2 separate regions of the Homo sapiens genome follow, and region 1 is linked to region 2. A link is an interaction called in ENCODE POLR2A ChIA-PET data of the cell type or tissue named here. Cell type or tissue: A673. All regions are shown on one strand. Links, peaks and the distances in the headings refer to the core of each region. The heading gives the core; the rest is flanking DNA.

The links. Peaks named below come from ENCODE experiments on the same cell type or tissue, not always from the same donor. Only the 100,000 strongest peaks of a DNase experiment are listed, where the experiment ranks them.
Region 1: POLR2A ChIA-PET joins it to region 2 with 8 read pairs; 3 of 35 experiments call an interaction of 5 or more read pairs at or near these places.

Annotation. Positions count from the first base shown.
Region 1 is chr1:154,809,843-154,819,572 of GRCh38, forward strand. All of the region lies in intron 2 of KCNN3 (potassium calcium-activated channel subfamily N member 3), which reads right to left. Among named protein-coding and RNA genes, the nearest start is that of KCNN3, 56 kb to the right of the region's middle. RefSeq lists enhancers at 3,073-3,732, 3,733-4,390. In A673, for the core only: no CTCF peak of the experiment used is centred there; a DNase peak (open chromatin) is centred at 3,559.
Region 2 is chr1:154,738,590-154,748,319 of GRCh38, forward strand. All of the region lies in intron 3 of KCNN3 (potassium calcium-activated channel subfamily N member 3), which reads right to left. Among named protein-coding and RNA genes, the nearest start is that of KCNN3, 130 kb to the right of the region's middle. RefSeq lists enhancers at 3,025-3,525, 9,704-9,730. In A673, for the core only: no CTCF peak of the experiment used is centred there; no DNase peak of the experiment used is centred there.

The DNA.
Region 1 (9,730 bases), core at 1,496-6,495, 71 kb after region 2:
TATTCAATTCAATATAAACTAACAGGCTACCATGAAAGCTAAAAGTCACTGGCTGTCTTTGGCTGCAGTAACAAAGTGAGAAAGCAGGTCGGTGCCTTCTGTACTGACCTGATCCCAGTGGTGTGTAAGGGTCAGTGTGTCACCAGATCCCTGGGCTGCTGTGGACCAAGCAGATCCTGTTCAGAGTAGCAAGATCAGGGTGGAAACAGGATTATTGACATGATTATGGCAGGGAAGTGGGGGCATTTAATCTAGGGAAGTCCTGGGTCCAGCTTAGGGGAGTTTGGGTGGAAGGCTGCTGGCACCTTACCATAGGAACGGGCAGAAGGAGGGGAGAATATGGGCGGGGAAACAGGAAGAGCTGCTGAAGCCTGACTCACCCAGGCCACTGGCAGCCCAAGGCACAGTGTCTAAGGGAAAGACCAGACTCAGCCCAGGCAGATGATGGCTTGGGGTTAGAGGCAGGTCTGATCCTGAGGGCCTGGGGACTATCAGGGACACTGTGACTCCAGGCGAGCAGAAGTAGAAGTCAGCCCCTCAGAAGGCAGGGAGGCAAGAAAGAACAAGACCCAGTATGGGGCTCAGTGAGGCTTCAAGGAAGACCCTAGCCTTCCTTGGGATCAGAAGGCAAGGCAGAGAAACTGAAGCGGGTCCCAGTTCTGATGGCTGGGCAGGTTACCCTGAGATGGCTGCCCTTCTACCTCCCCAAGGGTGCTGGGCCTCATCCTTGAGGCAAGCCTTGGACCCAAGGGGAGGACAATAGGGAAACCAGGAGAAGGAAGGGATTTTAATAGGCAGAGGAGCCACCACAAGGCACAGCCAAGGTGGGGGTGTGGCTGGGATGAGGGCCTCCAGAGCTGCTGCAAGGTTGGACCAACACTGGGTTACTGTTCAGCCCTAGGCTTCCTAATATTCACCCTTGTTGGAGGGAAGTCCCCATGACTCAGCCCACCTTCTAGGCTGCTTCTAGCCATTGTAGGAACCAGGGGTAGAAGAGTTAATTTGAGGACGGGCCTCTCTCCCCCAGGCAGGGCAACCTGGCTAGCTTTGGAGATGGTCAACTCAAACAGTTGACCTCAAAACCCTCTGCCCTCACCAGCCACATGACTGTGGACACATCTCTTACCTTCTCTGCTTCAGTTGCTTTATCTATAAAGGGGGTATGAATACAGAGCCTAACTACGGGACTGTCGCCAAGAATCACTGAGATGATAAAGTAAAGGCACAGTCTCCAGCACACAAGAGATCAACAGATGGAGGCGACACTATTACCACCTGTGGGATTACCAACCACTTCCCCAATCGAAACTTGGAATCAGAACCCCGGCCCGTGACGTTAGGGCGATGGGACAGGGTAAAGGTAAGTTTAGGGGCTGACAAAGTGGGAGATGCTTGTGGAGATGATGTGCGAAGAGAGCTCACCACAAGCCTTGGTGGAGGCACACAAGGCCACACAGAAAATGACAAAAGTCAGTTCTGGAGATGGATGGTGGTGACAAATATACAATAATAAGGATACAAATATATATATAAGAATATAATTAGACAATTAACGTCACTGAACCATATACTTAAAAATGGTTAAAATGCTAAATTATAGGTTATGTATATTTTACCACAAGTTTAAAAAGTGTTTTAAATGAACAAGTCTCAACTTGGACCCAGGTCTACGGACCGCAGGCTCAGTGTCTCTCCCACCATCATGCTAACAGGACAGGTTTGTATGGGAGATGCCTTTGGAGGAAACAAAACTGCTCAATTGAATTGCATCGAATTCTTTAATTCAAAGGTAAATCGGGGCAGTTCATCTCTTTTCCTCGTCCAATTGTTGGGTTTTGGAGAATTTGAGCAGTGGTGATTTTGCCATTTTTTCTCTTAAAAACAGGAAAATGTCATTTTACTAGATTTGTACTCAACAGGAAACTAGAATTATCAGAATTTTCTTGATAGCACAATGCAACAACACTTGTATAGAAGCCTCCAAACACTAAAGATTCAACAGTGCCTTCCAACTTTACAAATTCTCAGAGAGTCAATGATCCTTACCCCAGGAGTCACTGAGTCCTACTATGCACAGTGCTCTTCGTTAGGCACAGCAGGGGTGGCTGCAGGGATGATTGGGAAGACGCTGGCCTCCCTGAGCTTAATTGAGTGCCATGTTTCTTAATAAGAGTGTGCACTGGCCCCCCTGCGGTGCTGTCAAAACACACATTCCCAGGCAGTGGGGTTCACCTGCCTATGCAGGACCCAGATATGACACGGGGGATCTGAGGCACACCCCTGATTGAGAACCGCTGCCACGGGGGAAATGATCATCATTGAAAAATGGTAACAACAAAACCAAATAGAACGGATTAACTTTGAAAAAGTCAGGGATGACACACCTTGGCACTCTCAGAGAAACAGAATATTCTTTTTTTTTCTTTTTTTTTATACTTTAAGTTTTAGGGTACATGTGCACAACGTGCAGGTTTGTTACATATGTATACATGTGCCATGTTGGTGTGCTGCACCCATTAACTCGTCATTTACATTAGGTATATCTCCTAACGCTATCCCTCCCCCATCCCCCCACCCCACAACAGGCCCCGGTGTGTGATGTTCCCCTTCCTGTGTCCATGTGTTCTCATTGTTCAATCCCACCTGTGAGTGAGAACATGCGGTGTTTGGTTTTTTGTCCTTGCGATAGTTTGCTGAGAATGATGGAGAAACAGAATATTCTATTAAGCTGAGCACTTGTTCCCCATGACTTTGGAGAAGTGGGAGTGCGCGTTCATGGAAGGAGTTTGGAATGGATTGTTAAGGCAGGGGACTTGGCCACTTACTCTATTATCCTGAAAACTTTAAGCTGTCTGACCAGCTCCTGTGTGTAAGAGACTCAAGAGGAGTCACCTTTAAACTTTAAGATGTTGGAGCCAAAGAGCTGTCTTTATTATTGTTTTCTATGTCAAGTTTGAGGCTGTGTTTAGGGGACAGCCAGCTCTGTGACTGGGCAGAGGCAAGGCTATTAAGAGAAGGGACAGAAGTTGTTCGGACAGTCCCACAAAGGGCCTCCTGAACACAAACCAGGTCAGTCATTGTTACCAAAAACCGCTCACAGCCACTCTCCCGACATTTTCCTCTCCTTGTCAGGCAGTGCCCCTCAGACATGGAATTCTGGCTACAATCAGAGTTCTCAGAGATCCTCTGGCCTAATCTGCCCACTTTACAGACAACACAACTGAGATTGAGCTAGAACAAGTAGCTTGTCCAAGCTCACAAGTGATCAGCATCCCAGACAAACTGGCCCTGGCCTCTCGTCCCATGTAGAATGGGCAGAGGGTTGCTGGGGTGGGAGCCCCTTGGGCAGGGCAGTTGTTAGGCTGCTTTTTTTTTTTTTTTTTTTTTTTGAACATTTTCATTCTCTCAGCTGCCCATGCTGGGACTGTGATTTTTTGTATCCTGAGTTACACTGGAAGCTTCCTGAGAAGCGTGTCCACGGCCCCCTCACTTCACATGGCCTAGGGCGAGGACAAGTGTGTGGTTTCCAAGGTAACACATAGCTGGGTGGATTCAGCCTCCCGGGCCGCCTCCTCTTCCTGGGAGGCTTCATCTTAAGCCCGCAGGGGAGGAGGCGTGGGAGGCCAGGCGACGCACCGCCTTCCCATTCACAAACACGGACTCTTCCCGAAACCAGTCTCCCCTCTGTCCTCCTGCCAGGGTTCAAGGGCAGATGACCCCTCCCCACCCCGTCCTGAACTCCTGGAGCTAAGGAAGCTCCTGGAGGACTTGGCAAGAGGCGTTTGCCTGGAAGTCAACAGAACCCCAGCTGACGGGGAGGTCAAGCCTTAACATGCCCGGAGCAGGGCTTTTCACACCTGTTAATGGACACAGCACCACCCAGTGAGAGCATGATCCAGGATGACATTCCCCAGAGACAAAACAGAAAGTCAATACAGGCAGCCGAGAAACAAGCCTTGCTGCCACCACGAGCACACCCACCCCATCGGAGACGCCAGCCAGGGCCAGGGAGAGCAGCCGGGGGCCCTCACACCTGAGGGACAGGGAGCAGGGGCAGGAAAGCCCCCTCTGAGGCAGAAAGGGTTAAGCCCAAGTGTTTAAATGTTTAGCAAATAAAACCAAAATGTCACACAGAGACTGCCAGGGCTGGTGTAGTAACCATGGCAATCCATGGCCAGCGGCCGATCCAAGTGAAAAGGTGCTGGGATCGAGGTGGGCCTCCCAGAGAGTGGCAGGGAGGGCCATGGTGGGCATGGCCAGCTCACTGGGCAACCTGCTGGGACCCGCAGCCCCTTAGGATGCAGAAAGCACGGGCCAGATGCCAGGTCTGTGGGCTTCAGGTCAGGCTCTCAGCCTGTTAGAGGCTCTACTTTCTCCTTAGAATGAGGAGGGAGTAAATCTGCCATGCCTACCCCAGTTTTGTCATTCATTCATTCATTTATTCAGCCTACACTCATTGAATAGCACCTACTATGTGCTAGGCACTCTCATGCCTTTGGGGGTCCAACAGTGAAACCAATACAGTCCCCACTGCCATGGAGCCCACAGTCAGAGAAGGGAGTTGCAGGCAAGAAATAGTATTCACAACCAACATAAGACACGCAGGGACAAGTAAGAGCCGCTGCTATAAGAGCTGGTGCTAGGTCCACTCCTAGAAGGGGCACCCTGGGGTCAGGGAAGGGGGACGATGGCCAGAGAGAGTTCCTGGAGGAGGAAATATCTATGCTGAAACCTAAAAGGCAAAAAGGTGAAGGCGGCCAGGCCCAAGGCCTCATAGATGTGAAAACCCTCTAAAAAATACAAAGCGCTAGACAAGATGTGGCCACACCATCGTCTCTGAGGCGCTTGCTAATGTATCAGCTCTGAGCTTTCTGTCTTCAAAGTGTAGTCTGACGAGGATTTATTCCATGGTGTTCTGACTTCTCGGGCCCAGTTGGTGGTGTAGCTCCTCTCTCTATTTCTCCCTTTCTTTCTAGCCCCACTGTGCACAGCTGGGCCAGGCAGGAGGCCGAGGCCCAAAGAAGAGCAGCGCTCCAGTGAATCCCCATCACCAGTCGCTGTTCTCTGGAACACATTCCCCATTTTCAATTTCCCTTGTGTGCTGTGATCATCCAGGGGCACACTCATGAAAGTGGGACAGGAGAGGGATGTAAACCTGGCAGAGGAGGCCCCCATCTGGAATTTCCTTGTCAAGGTCTCCTCCCCTTCAGTACGAGTGGCCCGAGCTCCCTCCTTCCATCTGCTCATCACACCTGAGTTAAGGAGCTGACATGCTCAAACCTAGCCAGGCTGAGAAGTCTGTCTGGGGGTCTCAAGATCTCGGAGGTTCAATGAAGGTATTTCTAATTCATCAACCAACCAGCCAGAGACACCCTTAGGAAACCTCTACCAGGTGTCTGAAGAAGGATGGGGACTCTAGCCCCTACCTGGGGGGTTTGGGCAGCCTCCACCTCCCTTCGGAGGACAGGCACAGCTTCCTTCTCTTTTTTTTTCCTCTCCTGAAACGCTCTGGGCCAGCTTTGTCCTGAGCATACAAGGTCTCTGCTCCTGGCGAATGCAGGGCACAGCATCATCTCCGCGTGAAACCTGCCCAGCCTCTCTGGGAGAAATGCATCACTCCCTCCTCCGTGGCCACTTGGTGTTTCACAGACCCTCATATTATGGCACTTATGACCCTGGGTCACAGTGGATAAAGGTCTAGGACAAACCAATTTCCAAAGGCAGGAATCAGGTCTGCTTTATTTCTGGATTCTCAATGCCTAGCACAAAGTAGTCCTACAATAAATGTTTGTTGAATAAGTAAACGAATGAATGGACTCACCATTTTTATAGACTGTACTAGGGTTGGAAAATTTAGAGAGGTCAGTACGTGCTCTGCTATTATACCTTGTCTCTCAGTGCCAGGACACCTTACAGGTTACATTCAGGATGTGACTTGAGCCTGCTTTCTTTTACAGGGAGAAGGGAGGGTGAGGGCACAGAGCAAGACGCAACGTGAGTTGTCCTGTCTGTTCTTTCAGGGGAAGACACCACTAACTCATTTAGCGGTGGGACCCCAAAGCACCTGGGCCAGCAACACCTCCTGCATTACAGACACCCATGTCCCTGTGACAGCACATTACACGCACCCAGGAGGACACTCCCATCCACAGAGCAATTATGCCACAGGAAGTGAGGCTTCCTATAATTTATGTCCTGTAATTTCAAGTAATTTCCCTGTCTGCTCAGAACTCTATTGGTATTTAATGAAAATATCCACTTTTATATACCTAATAAATTAAAAGCCTCCCCTTTTTTTGGTCCCTTGTATTTCAAATTCATGAGGTTGAAGGCCCATAGTTTGTTACTACCGTTACGTTTCTGTTGAGTTTGAAAAAGACTGGAAACATCTGAGACCAACGCTAGATCTTGAGGGGATTGATATCCCCAGGCAAGAGTGGATCTCCACCCCATTGATCTGATTGATGCCTTTTACTTTGAATATGGCCAAGAACCACAATTTGAAATTAATGATCTCTGAAGCTCCCATTCTGGGACTGGATTATATGAACTCTGCCACTGCTCTGTATCCCATCCTGGGTCACAGTAGTCTCTTCAGTTTAATTCAATAAACATTCACTGACTACCTGCTACGTGCCCGGCATTGGCCTGGATGTAGGGACGGCACCTCCCATCCCTGCAACTTTATTAAGGATGCCAGGCTCTGCTCCACGCCTCCGGATGTGAATGTGTCTGCACCCCACCCCTTATTCCATGCCTGGGGCTCTGAGCCAGGCACTTCCTCCCAGGGGTACTGGATCCCTCCCATCCTCCCTTCCTCACTCCTGCCCCAGCTCTGGGCATCAACACCCCTCACCTGGCCCATGATGACGTGCTTCCCACTGTCCTCCTGCCTCTGAAATTGGCCTTTCCTATATTTGCATGCTGCAGATGAAGAGTGCTGTCTAAAATGTAAATCTGATCATCTCTGTCCCCAGCTTGAAACCTTCTCATAGTTTCTGCTGCTGCCTACAGGACATTCCAAAACCCTTCAGCAAGGCAAACAAGTCCCTACGGGTCCTTCCCACCCTCCATAGTGAACTTGCCCCTCTACCCAGGACCCTGTCCTTGAGACATTCCCAGTGTGCTCTGCAGTTCCCCATCTCAGAGCCTTTGTTTACTCTGAGACCTCTGTCTGGGGTATCCTTTCCACTCTGTCAGCCAGACAAACACATTCTTACTTAAGCTAAGGAGTTCTGCATATATTATCTAATTTAATCTGTACAATAACCCTTTCTGGTAGGTACTGGTTCCGGGTGGGTAGGCATATTCAAACCTACCCCCAAAGGCTGAGGAAGCTGAAAGGCTGAAGAAAGGGGCTGACATATCCAGTTTCTCAGAAAGAAGCATTTAATAGGGACTTATGAACAAAAGCCACAGTCTCTGGCAGCAGTAAGACAAGATGGTGGATCCTGCACCACGACCCCCTAGTCCCAGGGATTAAATACCAGAGGAAAGGGGTATATGTGCTTCAGAAGCAATTTGCCTAAGGGCAGGACTTACAGTAAACAGTAGATAAAGGAGAAATCTTAGAGGCTTTCCCGAAACTGGGTTAATCGGAAGTCAATATGGAGGATCAGCATCCAAGATGGAGTTGCTGTGGCCTCCACAGTATGGTTATTAGTCCTATTTTACAGAAAGGAAATAGACTAAGAAGGATTAAGTAACTTGCTAAAGGCCACCTACACACTAAATGTGACAAACAGCATGATTTGCGCCAAGCTGGGCTGCTCTGAAGTCTACATTCTCAGTAGAGAACGTTCCTCAAGCCTGGGTCATAACTGAGTTTTATGATTCTGCCTGCTAGCCTGCCTTCCAGGATGGCACCAGGGCCATTCATTAGAGCCATAGATTCACTCAAGGCTGATGACCCCTGGGAGAAGCAATGGTGAATTCTGAGTTTCTCATCTAGAGAACTGGGCTCCTGTCCTGGGCTCTGCACCTAGAAGAACATTATTAAATAGATGCTGAACCAATGACTGCACTTGGTGGGTCATCAAGGGCAAAGGAGGAGAGGATACTGGGGAGCAAGAGGAGTTCAGTGTTTTGTGTGTGGAGCCAGGGGCTGCCGGTGGCATGTAAAACGTGAGCCTGCAGCCTGGGGAGGGGATTAGCACGGTCTGAGAGCTGTTGGTGAGAGCTAAACCACAGAAGTAAATGGACTCTCCAAGGGAGAGCATGGTTTTCAGTCAGAGTTTTGGTAAATAAACAAAATGCATTGCTTCTTGTGTTTTCATTTCTCTCCCGGACACACTGGCCTGAGGAAAAGAGGTGCCTGAGTCTTTGAAAGGTCCGTGCTCCAAAACGCCAACAGAGAGGGAGACTGAGGAGAGATGGGGTGGGGTGCCATCTTCCAACAATGGAGGCTACCATGCGGGAAACCAACCCCTTCTTTTCCCTGCTCCAGAAGCAGAACCAGGCCAGGGGGCAAGTTCCAGGGAGGCTGCCTCTTCTCGGCAGAAGGGCGGGCTTTCTAAAGACATTGGTAGGGCAGCCTCTCCCAGGGGGGCCAGCAGCTCCGTCACAGTAGCACACACAGAGGCCCTGGGGTTCCTGCACTAGGTGGACACTACAGTTTAAACGTGTCCCCTCCAAAATTCAGATGTTGCCAATGTGGTAGTGCCAAGAGATGGGGCCTTTCAGAGATGTTGAGGCCATGAGGGCTCCTCCCTTGTGAATGGGATTGAGGCCTGTATCAAAGAGGCCCCATGCAGTGTTCAGTCCCTCAGCCTCCTGCCTTCCCTGCCTGAGGATGCAGCAACGTAGCGCCGTCTTGGAAGCAGAGAGCAGCCCTCACCAGACAACTGAAGCTGCTGGCACCCTAATCTTGGACTTCCCGATCTCCAGAACTGTGAGAAATACATTTATGTTCCTTATAAATTACCCAGCTTGGGTGAGAGTTACCCAACAGTGTTTTAGAATTCTTCTTCCTGAAAAACTCAAGCCATCTAAATGAACAAGTAAGAATACTGTTCTAAAAGGTACTCCCCCAGCCTCACATGTGTGCTGGGCAGGGCCTGGGTCCTGGGTGTGAGCTTCTGGGGCAAGGCTGGGGAAGACGGGGACATGATCATCTGGTCCCTGCTAAAATTTAGCTAGGTGATCAGGAACCACTGTGGATGAGGAAAGCTGTGAGCAGATTCCTAGCAAAGGTCCTGACATCACCCAAAGGGGAGATGCGGCAGCCACCCCCTGCCCTGCCTGCTTCGCAACAGGTGAGCAGCAGCTGGCCTTTGCCTGTGGAAGGGTGCTTGCTAAGCACTCCCCTCTGCATAACTTCATCAGTCACACTTGGGATAACTCCTTCCTCCACTCGCAGGAAGCAGGTTCCGCAGCTGGCTGAGCAGCCAGATCTAAATCAGAGAATTACAAGATTGGGGGGCTAAGTAATAGATGAGGAAACTGAGGCCCGAGACCAAAAAGCTAAGTCAAGGTACGACCAGCTTTGGAAAAGAGTTACCTTGAACTCAGCATGCTTTCCATTCAAAGAACGTGCTACAAACGTGCTATACTCTGCCGAGAAGAGTATACTGTCAGACACTATAAGTCTCTGGACATGCAAAGATTAATGCAAAGATAACTGTCCCTGAGGTAGGGAAGAAAGACACCCAACAGAAAACTACAATATGGCCCAGTGCGGTATATACAAGGGCGCTCCGTAGGAACCTCCCTCCCACTGACTCTCTGGGCC
Region 2 (9,730 bases), core at 2,174-7,173:
CATAGGACAGGTGCTCACCAGGTGCGGAGGACAACCCGTCCGGGCTGGAGCAGGTCAAGAGGCTCTGGGAGACACTTCCAAGGAGATGAAATTGATAGGAAACTTAATGTGCCTGAACATCCTGAAAAGAGGTTTAGACAACTGCCAGAGTTTGCACTTGCATTAATGACGAATACATAGAAAACTAAGCAAACAAACAAACACGATCATTAACAACTCCAGGAAAAATGAAAAGTTCTGCAGGAAGGGAAAAGTTATCATATTTTTTACTACAAGGCTCAACTATGAATAGAGTCAAATTAGTGTTGACTGAGTAATGTAAACACTGATTACTGCTTTAACCAAAATTATGATGTAATTATAAAAGGAAGATGAAGGGAGAGGAAGAGTTGGAGGAGAGGAAAGGGAGCTAAATTTTCATCTCCCAGAGTGGGAAGGGAATAGATAATACCTAAATAAACCAAAGCATCAAAAGGTAGCAATACACACATATTACTTACAGACATGGAGGTAAATACTAAAATTAATTAGCAAAAGAAGGTAAAAGTAGCTGCCTCTGGAGAACAGTAAATGGGAAGAGCTGGTGGAAGACAGCAAATACCACGGAAGGATTGACTCTACAGTGTATGCACATGTAACTTTGATCATATCAACAGAACACCAAACCAAAGAGAAAAAACAAAACTACATGCAACATTAAATGACATCAAGAAACACAGAAAGAAAATAAGCACCATGAACTCACCATCCAGCTCCAACCTGTGGGATCTACTTGTATGTTCTCTCCATTCTTAGTGCCCCCCACCCCAGGATCATCATTACCCTGAATGTCATGTTTATCATTTCCTCGTTTTTCTTCATAGTGCTTCCATGTAGGCAGGATTACCTAAGCAATATGTAATTTCATTTTTCCTATTTCCGACCTTCATAAGGATGAAATCATACCACAAGAGTATGGTAGGAAGCTTCTAAAATGACCTCGATATCCCCCCTCCTCTTGAGGTCTTCACACACTTTTGCAATCCTTTCCTTTTGAGTGTGGGCTGGACCAAGTAACTGGTTTCTAACACATAGAGTATGGCAGAAGTGATAGACTTTCATTTCTGAAGTTAGGTTATGGTAAGATCATGGCTTCTGTCTTGGGTGATCTCTCACTAGTTATCTTTTGGATCACTCTCCCTGGGAGAATCCACAGGCCATGTCGGGAGGCAAGCCCGTGGAGTGCCACATGGCAAGGGACACAGCCTGCCAACCACCACATGAGTAGCTTAGAAGCAGGTGTTCTTTAAGTCAAGCCTTGAGGTGAGACCACAGCCCTGGCTGACAGCCTGACAATCTCATGAGAGAACTTGAGGCAGAGGTACCCATTTAAGCTGCACCTGAATTCCTGACCCACAGCAACCCTGAGATGGTAAATGTCTGCTGTTTTTAGCTGCTAAATTTTGGAGCAAGTTGTTATGTAGCAACAGATAACTAATACAGTGAACTCTTCTATGAATTGCTTCTTTTCTGTTCAACATATATATTATATTGACATATGTAGCTATAGTCTATTTTTATTCCTGTATTGTATTTCATCATATGAATATGGCATGATTTATTTATTCATTCACCTGTTGATGGACAGTGGGATAGCTTACGGGTTTTTCCTCTAATGAGAAATACTGCTACAAACATTATTTTTTATTGACTTATTGTTATTGTATTTTTAGAGACAGGGTCTTACTCTGTTGCCCAGGCTGGACTGCAGTGGCACAATCATAGCTTACTGTAGCCTCAAACTCCTGGGCTCAAGAGATTCTCCTGCCTTGACCTCCTGAAATGTTGGGATTACAGGCATGAGCCACCTCACCCAGCCCAAACATTCTTAATCATAGCTCCTGGTACACTGCATAAGAGTTTCTCTAGGACACATACCTAAGACTGGGTTTGCTGGTTTGTAGGATATGTACATATTTCACTTCATTAGGAAATGTCAAGTTGTTTTCTAAGATGCCAGTGCCAATTAGGCTTCCACCAGAGGTGGATAAGAGTTCCTGTTTCTCCATATCCTCATTAACACTTGCCATTGTCTGACTTTAATCTCTGCCACACTAGTGGGTGAATTGGGATCTCATCAAGACTTGACTTTACGTTTCCATGATAAAAGCTTAAGTAGCCTTTCATATGTTTCTTTGTCATTCATACTTTCTCTTCTGTGGCGTGTCATTCATGACTTTTGTCCACTTTTCTATTGGCTTGTTTTTGTTTTTTCTCATTGATTCTAAAAGTTATTTATATATTCTAGATAATAAGAATTTTGTCAGTTTGTGTGTTGCAAATATCTTCTTCCAGTGTGTGCCTTGCCTTTTTCTCTACAGTATTTTTGATGAATAGAAGTTTTAAATTTTACTGTAGGTGACTTTATCATCCTTTAATTTATAATTAGCAGTTATTTGGTTTTTGCAGAAATCATTCCCTCCCTGAGATTGTAACATTTTTACATATTTTAAAATGTTGCCTTTCTAAGTCTTCAATTTGCCTGGAATTGATTTTGCATATGGTGTGAGGCAGGGATACAACTTCATTTTTTTCACATGGGTAAGCAATTATCTCAGTTTCACTTAATGTGCAGACCATCCTTTCTCCTACTAGCTTTCAATGCTCCCTCTGTCTCATAAATTATATGTGGAAGTGGTACTATTTCTTGGTTCTCTATTCTGTTCCATTGGTCTATTTGTCTAACCCTGAAGTTATATTACAGTATTCTCTGTAGCCTTTCCTTGGTACCTTCTGAGGGTCTAGCACATAATAGGGGCTCACTAAAATACTTGTGGACTGACTAAGGCCTGCATGCTGCTTTTCCTGTCCCTCTACAAAAGTGAGGCTTGCTTCAGTAATTCAGTGAATCATGTTAAAATGATTTCAGCTGTTCTCTTCAGCAGATTAAACCTTTGTCAAGGTGGCTGCCAAATTCCTTGAGCTTGGAGTCAGTTCTCACTATTAATAAGAACTCAGCTTCATGACACTAGCTGTGATCTGTTACAGCACTAGGGTGACAGAAAATAAGCCAAAGTGAAATGACTGCCTCTTCTTCCTTATTCTCCAAAAGAATTTGAATACTTTTTAAAACTAGTTTTGTAAAAAAAAAAAAAAAAGGATTCTTTTCACATGGATCTACATGATATGACGGCTCTAGCCATTTGTCCTGGGTCTGATTTGTTTGTTGGAAATTTGCAGGCATTGAGCCAGATCCTCTGCAGAACTCCAAAGCAGCCAAATGGACTGCTTCGTCCTTGCCTTCCGGTCAATCTTCAGAGTCACACAGTCAGACCTGCCCACTGAGCTGTGAACCCTGTGCTTGCGAATTTCTCCAATGAGGAAGCCAACAACACGTACCTGGCTTGGCCCCCTGGCGGCCTCTGACCCCACCGGTGCCTCTCTCCTCGGAACACTGCCCTCCTCTGGCATCTGCAGCGGCTCACTGGCCTGCTTTCCTCCCGCCTTCGACTGTGCCTCCTTGGCTTCATGCTCTGACCACCGCTTCAGGGTTGCTGTGCTCCAAGCTTGCCTTGCACACATGGCTCTCTTGCTCCTGTCACTCCTGCCCTGTCCTCCCTGATGCCTTCTAACTGGCCCTTCAGGACCCACTTCAAATCCCATCCTGACCCACCCAGCCAACCCCAGCTCTTTGCCTGTGTCTCCCACACGTGGCATCAGCACCATCCACCTACTGCCCACACACTGGCTTGCAGAAAGGCCGCAAAGCTGGCTGGGGTATAGCTGAACCTACAGGTTCCAGGGCCAGAACACCTATGTTTGAATCCGGGCTTTGCACCTTAATGTCTGCATGAACTTATCCTCAGTCTTCCCACCTGTAAAAGAGGATAATACTTGTACCACCTCACAGAGAGTTACTGTGAGGGTTAAAGGAGCTGATATGTCTAAAATGATTAGAGCAGTGCCGGGCACATAGGTGCACTAAAAAAAAGTGCTATTTTCATCTCGTGTGTCTATGGTTAGCCTTGGCATAGCAGAAAGAACACAAGATCTGGAGCCCAGAGACTGCCTTTCATGCCAAATGGCTCTGTGACCTTGAGCAGATCACTCCACGGACTCAGGGCCTGCTGCTTCTTCGGGGAAGCAGGGTGTAATGATGCCGTCCTGCCTGCCTCGCGAGGCCGCGGTGAGGAGTGAATGTGCACGGGCTCCATCAGCCTTCAGCAAGTGATACAGATAGAGGTATGTCACAGCCTCTGCAGGAGCCTCTCACCTGGGGCTTCGTCCTAGTGACAAGGGCAGCTGCACGGATGTGGAGAAAGAACAGGCAGCAGATGCTGCTGTGTAGGAAAACAGAAACTCCTCCCAGCTTCTCCTTTTAATCTTCGCTGTTCTTCTGGGTGGCTGCAGCCCCTTCTCTTCATTTGGTGACTTGCAGCTTAAACCCCTTATCTCCATCAAATTCTGTCACCTCTGCTTTCAAAATATCTCCAGAATCGGAGCGCCTGTCATCCCTGGTCTGTGGCCACCCTGGACCAGCCCCACCCTCTCACCTTGTCCAGCCCCACCCTCTCACCTGGACCAGCCCCATCCTCTCACCTGGACCAGCCCCACTCTCTTACCTGCTCCAGTCCCATCCTCTTACCTGCTCCAGCCCCACCCTCTCACCTGGATCAGCACCGCCCTCTCACCTGGACCACTGCAGTAGTTGCCTCACTGGCCTCCCTGCTTCTGCCTGGGCGACGCTTGCCTCAGGCTAGTCCTGTTACAGTAGTCAGAGAGGCCCTCTAAAAAAAGTAAGACAAAAGTTCCTGTATCCCTCAGAAAAAAAGCCGAAGTCCCCTGGGGCCCCCAACCTGGGGGCCTCTCTGAGCCCATCTCACCTTCGCCCATTGGCCCTGCCACCTGGGGTTTCTGCAGCTCCTTCACCCAGCCAGCTTTACTCCTGCCTCAGAGCCCCTCACCTGCTGTTCTTTTCAGAGATGGCCCTGACTTACAATGGTGCCACTTTACAATGGTGCAAAAGCAATACACAGTCGGTGGAAAGCGTACTTCAAATTCTGAATGTTGATCTTTTCCTAGGGATCTGTGATGCAATTCTCTCTCCTGATGCTGGGCAGCTCGCAGTTAACCAGGTGATCATGAGTACTCTACAAGGTCCTCTACAGGGCACTGTGCTGCCGGGTGATTTTGCTCAGCGGCAGGCTGACATAAGTGTTCCCAGCACGTTTAAGGTAGGCTGGGCTAAGCTATGATGCTCAGTAGGTTAGGTACGTTCAGTGCATTTTCAACTTATGATATTTTCCACTTACTGTGGGTTTATTGTGAAGTAATCCCATCATAAGTCACGGGACATCTCTACTTAGAAGGCTCTTATCCCAGATAATTTCAGGCCTTTGCACAAATGTCAGCTTCTCAGTAAGGTGTTACCCGCCCACCCTGTCTCCAAGTGCACTACTGCCCCACACCCAGCAGGCCAGCTTCTCCCGAGTCATTCTTCTCCACAGCGCTTATCACCACCTGACATAATAGATATGTGGCCTATTTTTGTATTTATTGACTGACAACCCCTATTACAATATAAGGTTCATGGAGGAAAGGACTTTTTCTGTTTTCTTTACTGCTGTATCCCTAGTACTCAATAAATACTTGTCCAATGAATGAATGAATGAATGAATGGCTCCACTTCGTCTTTCTCACAAGCCAGTGGGACAAGACCAGCAGGATAAGAGCTGTTACCTGATTTTACAGTGAATCAGTGCAAAGCTCCAGTGCGTAACTGACCTAACTAACTTCTCACAGCAACTAAGCGAAAAGACTGGGACTGAAACCTGTATTTTTTCGGCTGCTAAAGATGGCAATTGTAGTGAGCTGGGCACAGGGTGGGGCGTGGAGGCAGCACCCGTGTGCCTGGGCAGGAACCATTCTAGCTTGGCAAAATACCCGCTCAGCCACTGCCAGTAGGTGATGGCCGGGAGGCTCTGTATGTGACTGGCATTCGAAGCTATTAGAAGCCTGAATTAGAAGCTATTATGAAAGGAAAGAGACTTTCATGGAGTCCTGGGTTTTATTCCCATTCCCAGCTCTGCCTTTGTCCAGGTCCCCAATATAATCAACTTCTAATTATCAAGTACCTTCAGCATGCTAGGGCATGTGATTCCAGCTTTATGGAGAAAATGGGGTGAAATCATCATTTCTTAAGGGTATTATGAGTTCCTTTAGTTTAGGAGCATTTCAGAAATGCTTGAGGCGTGTGAAAGAATCCCATTGAAATTCAAAGGCAGCTGAGGAATAAATGGCCTAGGGTGACTTCAGGGCTATTACTGCTTGTGCCAGTGGGTGAATTCACATTAAGGCAAAAAAAAAAAAAAAATAGTTCGTTCTTTTCTCAAAAACAATTTCCCTTATAAACATCTTAAAATGTAAAATAAATGGCTTTGAAGACTCAGGGCTGATCACAAGCCTATCAAACCACGTGCCCAGGACACCACATGCATGTATAAAGCCACCCCTCCATCCACTTCACCTCTGTGTCCTATTTTTCAAGAGTTGGCTTTGAATTTAGGAAAATAACGACGTTTTCCTCTACCAGGTAATTCAAGGTAACAGCCCTGGATCTTTCCAAGGCAACTCTAAATCTAGTCTTTTATTTCCAGCCCTAAGAACTAACAGCATGGTGCAAGGCCTCCAGTTATTTTTAAAAGGAGAGAAAACCAGCACCACCAGAGCACAATGGCTCCAACAAACAAATGCGACTTGCCGCCAAACAACCACAGCTTGTTCTTGCTCTGTGAAAACGAGAGTTTGGTTGGTGTGGCTTTTTCTCACCGAGGTGGTGGCATCTCTGTCTCCATTAGTGGTTTCCTGTAGAAGCTTCTGAGAAACTCTGGAAGAGGTGGGACAGCTGGCTGGTGTCACACAGCTGGATGCAACCTCTGCAGGCCTCAGCGGGGAAGCTTCAACACCAGCACTGGCCAAGCTTTTCTTGGAGTGTGTTTCTCTTCTCTTGGGTCTCTTGGTCTTGCTCAACTTCTCCACCTTGCAAATGGATGCACCATTTGAGGGAAGCCAGCTGCCATTCCTTCCACAGTCCATTTTCTTCTTAGAGGGAAGCACTGTCAACCTCTTTGAAATTAAAAACCAGATGGCTCATCTGGCAAATCCTTCTGAGTCAGTTTCTCAATTTGCAATGTTTTCTTTCTTCTTATTAAAAAAATATTTCCATGTTTCCTGATTTGGAAATGTTTAATAAAATGCATGAAAATGGAGAAAAATAATATGCTTGGAAGAAGCACTGTTCCCATGGGAAGCATGTCTTCCACGGTATCTGGAGATGGCGTGGCAGAGATGGCATGGGCAGAGAGTCCAACAGACGGGGGTTTGGATCCCAGCCCTGCCACCTGTTAGCTGTGTGGCCTAGGGAAGGCGCTTACCTCTCTGTGTCTTGGGCTTCACTTCTGTAAAATGAAGCAGTAAAACCTTGCACGGGACTAGTGAAAAATATAAAACTCTGCATAGTGCCTGACACAAATTTTGGAACTTAGTAAATGAGTTCATTTGGTCAGCAATAGGAATGAGCCCCCTCCTGTGTGCCTGGCTTGGTGCCTACTTGGGAACTTAGAGTTCTAGGAAGAAGGCAGACACCAAGCAACACCAAGGCAAAAAAGGGCCGCGTTACAATGGAGACAAGTGATGCCAAGTTGGGGCACGGGGCCACTGCGCAGGGGACACACGGCTATCTCAGAGGAGCAGGTATGGGTTGGGATGACAGTGCTGCGGGTGGAGTGGCAGGCTCAGGAGAAGGCTGAGGTGAGTTGGAGGGAGAAGCAGGGCGGGGAAAGAACTCTGAGCATCTTCTCAAAGTTGCCAGTGCTGGGGTTTAATAAGCAGAACCCCGTGAACTCACAGGCACAGCTGGCCTGCACTGTTACTCTTGCCCCAAACCCCTCCATCTTCTTCCTCCTTCTCCTCTATTTTTCCTGCCTTTGCCCCTCTCTGTTCTTTCTTCTTCTCTTTCATGCTTCTTTTTCTTTTTTTCTCCTTTGAAGCACTGTCTCCACCTCCCTCTCATCTCTCCTCTCTTGTTTTCCCTTTCACTTGTTCAGTCTCTCTCCCACCCTCCCCTGTGAGGACCCACAGAGGAAGCTCTGCCCTAGAGGGAAAGGGTTTCTGCCTCCAAGGAGCTGGCTATCCCTTGGGGACATCAGTCTTTGTTTGCTTCAGGTTGATTTTGCTTAATCAGCAAACTTGCATTTTGCACCCACTGGGTGGCCAGATACAGATGGCATCAAATGTCACCAGGCAGAATCCTGTGCTGTAAAGTGGGGAGGGTAACATCTGGAGTAGGTGCATGGGTCCCCCCAACGTGGGACATCTCTGGAGGGGTGGCAGGTAAACTAAGCTCAACCGATCCCCAACTCTGCTCATTACCTGCCCTCTCCCTGCTGCCCAGGTCCCCTGCAACCCCGGCCCTCTTCCTCCTGCACCTCCTATTCGTGGGCAGTCCCACCAGCTATCCAGCCAGCCACACTAGGACACCAGACACTGTTCCTGAGCTTCCTCCCCATCACTCCACATCCAGTGAGTCAGTCCGGTGGAGGTTGGCTCCTCTAGCTCTCTCAAAACTGCCCTTGCTCTTCATCCCAGCCACCACTGTACCCAGGGGTGGTGGGGGCAGCATTCTGTTACTACAGCAGCCTCCCCAGCTGGTGTCCCGTCTTCCCCTCAAATCCCCCTTCCACACTGCAGCCAGGGAAATCTTTCTGAAACTCCAGACCCTCCCCTGCTCCCAATCTACCAGTGGCTCCCCCTCTCCTAGGTGTGGGAAGAGGAGAGGGGACGTTCTCAGCCTCTGCACAGCGACACACTGGGGCAGACAAACAGTCTCTCTGGGGCTAATAGTAGTTGAAGGATTGACATTTGTGAACGATTTATTTTTTTTGTTATGGCAGTTTCAAGGCTATCCTGTGATAATATCACTCTCGCTATCTGGTACTCTGATTTGCTTTCTTCAGTGGAAAGGAAGGGCCGGGACTCCAGCTAGCCTGATGGAAATGATTTATAACCTGGGGCACACCCACAGCAGAAGTCGGCTGTCTGAATATCATCTCTCCTGCATCGCTGGAATCAAAGAAACAAGTACATAAATAAGGTTGGAAACTGTTGGCTGATAGAAGAGTCATTCCAAAATCCTTAGGCTGGTGAAAAAGGCCCGTGCCTGCTCCTGTAGCGTTGAGTGCACTGCCGCATCTTATGACACCCCAGCAAGCAACTGCTTATTCTCTCCTCCAATCCATGCTCCCCCACCTCCGAGCTTCCCTCATGCTGGCCCCTCTGCCCGGAGGCCCCTTAGGCCTAGGAAATCACCTCCTCCGGAAAGCCGTCCCGGATCAAGTGCCCTCTGTGGAGCCCCTTCTTCCCCATTCTCCCTCACTTCTCACCACCGGCTCTTGGCCATCTCCACCCCCAGCACCAGCCTCCATTGGTTGGTTGGTTTGTCGGTCGGCAGGTGCTGAGAAAGCTGGTCAGAGCTACTGAAGGAAGCTGTGAATGAACAAGGACTTAGGGGAAAGTGACGTTTAAACCTGGTCTCATCTCACTCCCTGCTGTGGGCCTCTGCTTTCTGTTTAAAGCCATTCTGGGTCTCTGCTTGCTCTCACAGCTGCTGTCTGTCTGTGGTTTTCATTGAGCTCCACCCGCCCGGGGCCCTCAGTCTGCCGCCCGCGCCTGCAAGCTTTCTCTCTCCTGGTTG